2 separate regions of the Mus musculus genome follow, and region 1 is linked to region 2. Evidence: chromatin loops called from intact Hi-C (ENCODE). Cell type or tissue: left cerebral cortex. All regions are shown on one strand. Each heading gives the region's core, and the rest is flanking DNA. Links, peaks and the distances in the headings are about the cores only.

What was found. Hi-C counts contacts between places; a loop is a spot of excess contacts. Peaks named below come from ENCODE experiments on the same cell type or tissue, not always from the same donor. Only the 100,000 strongest peaks of a DNase experiment are listed, where the experiment ranks them.
Region 1: a loop joins it to region 2, with 1.9 times the contacts of the local background. A loop is called at or near these places in 10 of 42 quality-filtered maps.

The regions. Positions count from the first base shown.
Region 1 is chr11:72,081,100-72,084,007 of GRCm38, reverse strand. The region is part of intron 4 of Pitpnm3 (PITPNM family member 3); the gene reads left to right. Among named protein-coding and RNA genes, the nearest start is that of Gm46286, 31 kb to the right of the region's middle. In left cerebral cortex, for the core only: no CTCF peak of the experiment used is centred there; a DNase peak (open chromatin) is centred at 1,240.
Region 2 is chr11:72,128,352-72,131,259 of GRCm38, reverse strand. All of the region lies in intron 1 of Pitpnm3 (PITPNM family member 3), which reads left to right. Among named protein-coding and RNA genes, the nearest start is that of Pitpnm3, 6.1 kb to the left of the region's middle. In left cerebral cortex, for the core only: no CTCF peak of the experiment used is centred there; DNase peaks (open chromatin) are centred at 608, 1,008 and 1,514; H3K4me3 peaks cover 778 bases; H3K27ac peaks cover 1,711 bases.

The DNA.
Region 1 (2,908 bases), core at 275-2,774, 47 kb after region 2:
CCTCTTTGTGTGTGAGAGTCATTTCCTGTCCCTAGGCTGGGAGCCACTGAGATTGGAAAGGATGACTGAGGGGGGTTTGGGCTGGATGAGGTGGCTGCATTCCATTGTGAGAGTGTGAACTTCTGGGTAGGCAAGCCCAAGATGACTAAACTGGGACTAGTCAGACCCTATTGTCCCAGCAAGCTCCTGTACCCAATGACAGGGTCTGCCTGCCTTCCCTCACAGCCTGTTTCTTTGTGAGAGGACAGGACCGTGGAGTTGGAGGCATTTGAAAACTGAAGAGATCATTCCTTTCTAGTCACTTCCTCATTTTAGATGGAACGATTCCAGGCCTGACCTGCGGCCTGGGTTCAAATCCTTGTGTGTATCAGTTACCTTTCCTCATTACCGGTACAAATATCTGTCAGGAACTTACAGGAGAAAATGGCTTTGTTGTTGTTGTTGTTGTTTGACTCAGTTTCAGTTAATGTAGTAGAAGGCCTGGCCAGGAAGGCCTTGACCTTAGAGGTTGATATCGGCCACCTACACTCCAGGTCAATAACCTCCCCAAAACAATACCACCAGCTGGAGACAAACACAAGCCAATGGGGGACAGTCTACATTCAAGCCTTCCATTTCCATCTGGAGAAAGGGTCCCTTAACCCTTCTGAGTCTCGGTTGTCTCTGTGAGGCGTTCAGAAAAAACATGAAGATTGTGCTAGACACAAGGTGATGACTGGGCACTCGAGACACAGATGAAAGGACCTGTGTTCATACGGAGGGCTCAGTGGGGACACCAGGTTGGGGTTGTCATACTCTTCTGGCCATCTTACCAGCCTTGGTTCAAGATGGTGGCTTTCTGGCCCTGACATGGGTTTCCTTAGCTGAGTTATCTCTCTAAGATATTCCCATGCTCATTTAGAGTGACCAACAGTATGTTCTTAAGAGGGTCTTTCTGGGTCCCAGACCCTAGTAAGGGGCAAGGTCAAGCTTTTGTCTGTTTCTCTTTAAAGCCACTGGTTTACTAAAGACCTCTACCATTAGCTAAACAAAGTCAGGTGGGTGCAATTTGATCTTGACTTTGAGAAGGCAAATGTTAATGTTAGACACAGGAGGAATCTCAGTTTCTAGATCCTCCTAACCCTGGGTGAAAATTCCATCCCAGCATCCCTACCAAGTGGATATTGCATAACTTGCTTGCATAACCTGGGTGGAGGAGAGTTGCCTGCCTACAGGCCAGCACAGGCCACTGTGAACAACTGTAAACACCGTAGGCACAAGCCTGAGGTACTCAATCCACCATGACATGCTGTTGTCCTGCCCTGGACTCCCTTGGCTCAAACATGGCTCAGCGTGCATCTGTAACTGGATCTGCATCGTGAATCTGCAGTGTAGATCTGTGCGGTGGATCTTCACTGTGAATCTGTGGTGTGGAACTGTAGTGCATATTTACTGAGTAATCTGTACTGTGGATCTGTGGAGTGTGGCTGTGGTATGGACCTATGGTATGGGTCTGCAGGGTGTATCCATAGAGTAAGGAGATCTGTGATGGGGAATCTGTGGCATGGGTCTGCATGTACATCAGCCACATTAATTTGTGTTGAAAATCTGCTATACAAACCAGCATGGCTTCTATAGCGTGGATCTACAGAATGGATCTTCAGTGTGGATTCTGCACCTTGGGCAGTGTGTATCTGCAGGTCCACTTGGGTCTGCTTTTCTCTGGGCTGGACCCTTCCCTTTCTACAGTTATCAGGCTCTAGGTATGTCCTCAATGTGGCCTGAAGTCCTCATTTGGAACTGTAATTCTGGTTTGGACAGTCTCATTTTGCAGCCCTGCATTATGTGACTAGAGCTGGTTTACATGGCCTACATAAGTTTTAGACAGGTGACTTCGACCTGGTCACATGACTTGGTTTTATTCATATAATTCTCCAAGCTTGGGATCTTTATAGCCTTGTACTGAATTTGCTTGGGTGTTTTCAGCTCTGACCCAAGTTGGGTGATGACCAGCAAGCAGAATAGAAGTCAGAAAGGGAGACTGAGTTACGTGTTAACACCAAAATACAAGATTTAAGCTTGTTACCAGCTTGTAAATGTAATAACACACGTTTATAGTGTTCACCCAATGTACATATTCATAAATACTTTGAGACTAAAATAAATATGGGCTAACTAAAGAAATGATAGAAAATCTAGAAAAGTGGAGACCAGGGGAAGATCAATCTCTGTCCCAGCATGCAGAAAAAGTTACACCATTTAGGTGATTTGCGTTGACTACGAGGCTCAGACCCCTGCCCCACCCCTTCTGCCTACCTAGAAAGCTATTTCACAAGGCTGGAAGCTGGGACACCTGTAGGGGAAGGTGACCTGGAGTCTGGATGATGACTGAAGCTTCCGAGGAGCCTTCAGGGACTGCCTGGCAGCAAGACTGGGCTAGAGTGAGGAAGAAAGCTTGTGTTAGTCAACTTACTGGGAAAAAAAAATCCAAAACAAACTACAAACAAAATCCCATAAAAACCAACCAAACAACCAAACAAACACAACTTGATACAATTACTTTTAAAGAAAGACTCAGTGGAATCCAGCCAGAGCTAGTTCATTTTCAGTTTTCAATAGTTGCCAGGCTTTCACTGGACAGGAAATCTCCCTGTTTTTTGAGAGCCCAGGAGCCTCTGGAAAAGGCCTGTTATTTTCTCTGCTTCCCTCGGTCTTCTGTGCATTCTGCTCTTGGAGATCAGTCCCTGCCTGTAACTTTGGCTCCGAGTTTCAGAGGTGTCCTTCCACCATTGCTTGGAGCCTGGGTGGTACAGTGTGGGGGCCATGTCATGGAGAAAGCTGTTCACCTCCTGCTGGCCAGGGAGCAAAGGAGGGACAGGAAGGGCCTGAAGTGCCCAGAGACACTAGAAGGCCACACTCCTTCCTCTTA
Region 2 (2,908 bases), core at 118-2,617:
AGGAAAGTGTGGGTTCAGGAGGGACTGGAAGTTCTACGCAGCTCTAGCTGAGCTTTTTTTTTCCTCTACCCACCCTTTCCCTGGGGTCTGTCTATCTTTGCTGCTCTGGAAAAGGGCCTCGCCTCTCACCTCACGTGGATGGGGTTTGGGAGAGTTGAGGAATAAGGAACCCTGGGGGAATCAAGGACTTTCACAGCCTAAGTCTTCTAGGGGGGGTCTCAGACTAGCTTGTCACTAGGGCCTCATGGAAGGGTGTGGCCAGCTGCCCTGTGCCCCTAGGGAGAGATTAGGGGTGGGGTGGGGGCTGGTAGGAGAGAATGCATAGCAAATAAGTTTGGAAATCAAATGAGATCTGAGCTCCCCACCCACTCCCTCAAATCTCTCTACTCGCTCTCTTTTAAAATTCTTGTTTTCTAAAGAGAAAGAAATGCTAAATTGCACCCCCTTTCCCAAGGAATGGGAGCCTTAGTGAGTCACTCCGGAGGTAAATGCCACCTCCAAGGTCCCACGTGTGCCTGTGGAGGCCTGCACAGCTGTGTGGTCACAGCCCCCAACTAGGGTACACATGTGGGTAGGGTGACAGGGACTTTCTGCTTGTCTTGGCTCTGGGGTGGGGTGGGGGGAAGGGAGCTGGGTCCCTGCAGGGGAACCTAGTCAGTTGGCCTGCTTCCTGCAGTATAACCCAGATGGGACCAGGCTTTGAGCCAGTGTGGCAATCAGGATTCAGTTTGAGGCTGGTGAGGTGTGTTTGGTGGCATGGTGGGGCTGGAGTGGGTTGCAGTATGGGTGCATTCGAGGCTCCAGGGGATGAGAGATCAGCCCATGTAGCTGGCTGTGGGAGGCTGCTGAGGGGGCTCTCCTGGTATCAAGCTGGCCTCAGCGAGGTCGCGTGTCAGGGTGGGCGGGGCCAGTGAGGAGGTGTGCCACCTCCCTGTGACCCATTATTCTGGAGGGAGGAGAAGTAGTCCGTCTGTTGGCTGGGGATGCCAAACAAGGGTTGAAAGCAAAAATAGAAACTCACTGGGCCCATCTGGGAGGGGCGCTGAGTTCTGGTGGCTCGAGAGTCCTCCTCTGAGCCGGCTGTTGCTGACGCTGTGTTTGTTCAGCTCTGGGTATTTACAGAGTACGTCACTGGCCTCCTGCCCTCCTCAGGGATAGACTTAGGTCTGCAGACTTTGTGACCGGGAGCTTAAGGTGGGCTGGCAGCTGGAAGGCTCTGAGCATGCTCTAGGATCTGTCTTCATGCCTGTGTTGGTTACACGTTTGACCTTTCCTGGACTGTTTTTAGATTGGTCCCCAGTGCCATCCTCCTGGATCAGAACTCCCCTTGTCTCTGCTGTGGCTTTCCCTCATGAGCCTGGTCCGAGCTAAACAATTCTGGAGTCACTCCTGGTAGCATAGAGAGCTATTTTTGAGCCTCCCGTTAGTGCCTGGTGTAGGGAATGTGTTTATCTTTGCGGTGTTTTGTTTCTTTCTTGTGTATTATAATCTGGGACAGGGATGGCAGCATTATCCAGCCTGCTGTCAGGGCTTCCCTGTCTCACTGGCAGTTCCTGGCACCGTGATTTGGCACCAGATCGAGGGGCCTGAGGGCAGAGATCACCTTGAGGTTCATTTTTGACAATCTGGGAGTTGCAGGTGGAATGGGGTGCCCATGTGAGGTCACATTGGTCGTTACTGGGGTGTGGCAGAGAACTGGTCTCTCCTGCCATTTGCTTGATGCTGAGGGCAGCCTTTGATGGATGCCCTTACCAAAAGCTCACTGAGGTGGTGGTCTCTGAGGATGTGCAGCATCAGAGTCTCTGGCTCTGCCCCAGCCTCCTTATCCGCTGGCTTGGTGCATAGATGTCAAATTCTTCCTCTCTAGTCCACACAAAGGGGTCCTGGGATGATTAGGGAGGATGCCATCTTCTGTCTCAACACTCTGGGATGTCCCATGTCCTCCCACCTGTGGGACAGTGGCAAGTGCTATGGAGGGTTTCCCGTGGCTTAGAGGAGACAGCTTCTGCCTTCTGGAGCAAGAATCTGGCGGGACATAGGGGGGACATCTGGGCCTTGGGGAAACTGTTCCAAAGAATTCAGAACTGTTGGGAGCCTAATTGGCAGAGCAAATGAAAGTACAATAGATAGCCAAAGCTATTAATCACTCATTATCTCCTAAATAAGGTAATTAAGGGGTATTTAAATGGCATATTTATAAGATACCAGCAGGTCTTCAAAAGCACATCGGTCCCAAAGCAATTGGTTTGGCCAACTAGGCCAGGCACAGAGACCAAAGTTCTGGTCCTCTCATTCCTCCCACCCTCCCCCTTCCTCCTGAACTTTAGGGTTCCCAAGTCCCTCTGCAGGGGGAAGGTGATAGGTCACAGAAACCCCTGCAGTTATGAAATGCAGTACAGCATCCAGAGTGTGCTGCAAAAATATTCTCTAGGCATGTCCAACCCTAACATGGTGGCATGGTATTGTCACTTACAAAGTTAGAGATCTGTGCTTGTGATCTATGCAGTGGAGTTACAAAATAAAAATCTCCTAACACACTTACAATGTAGTGTTAGAGCGTAATCATTGCTCTCAATTGGCCTCTTGTGGTCTGTAGGCCACAGGTTGGATATGCCTACAAATTATTTGATATGGCCCTGGGTCTAGACTGGGTGCCATGGCCTGGGCTGAGTTTCTCCTGTGTCTGCGATTGTCACTTGTCATGTGATTGGATTCAGACTGGGGATGCAGTCATGGTCTAGTTTGAGGCTGGTCTGTGTTAATGACTGAGGTCAAGGTTTTAGACCATGGTTGGTTTAAGGACCTCGGTTGCTGTCAGGATGATTCTGTATCCTGAGGGTTCAGCTCCATTCTTGAGCATGATCCCCATGGACTGGGTCTAGTTGGTTGCCCTGAAAGCCGTCCCCTC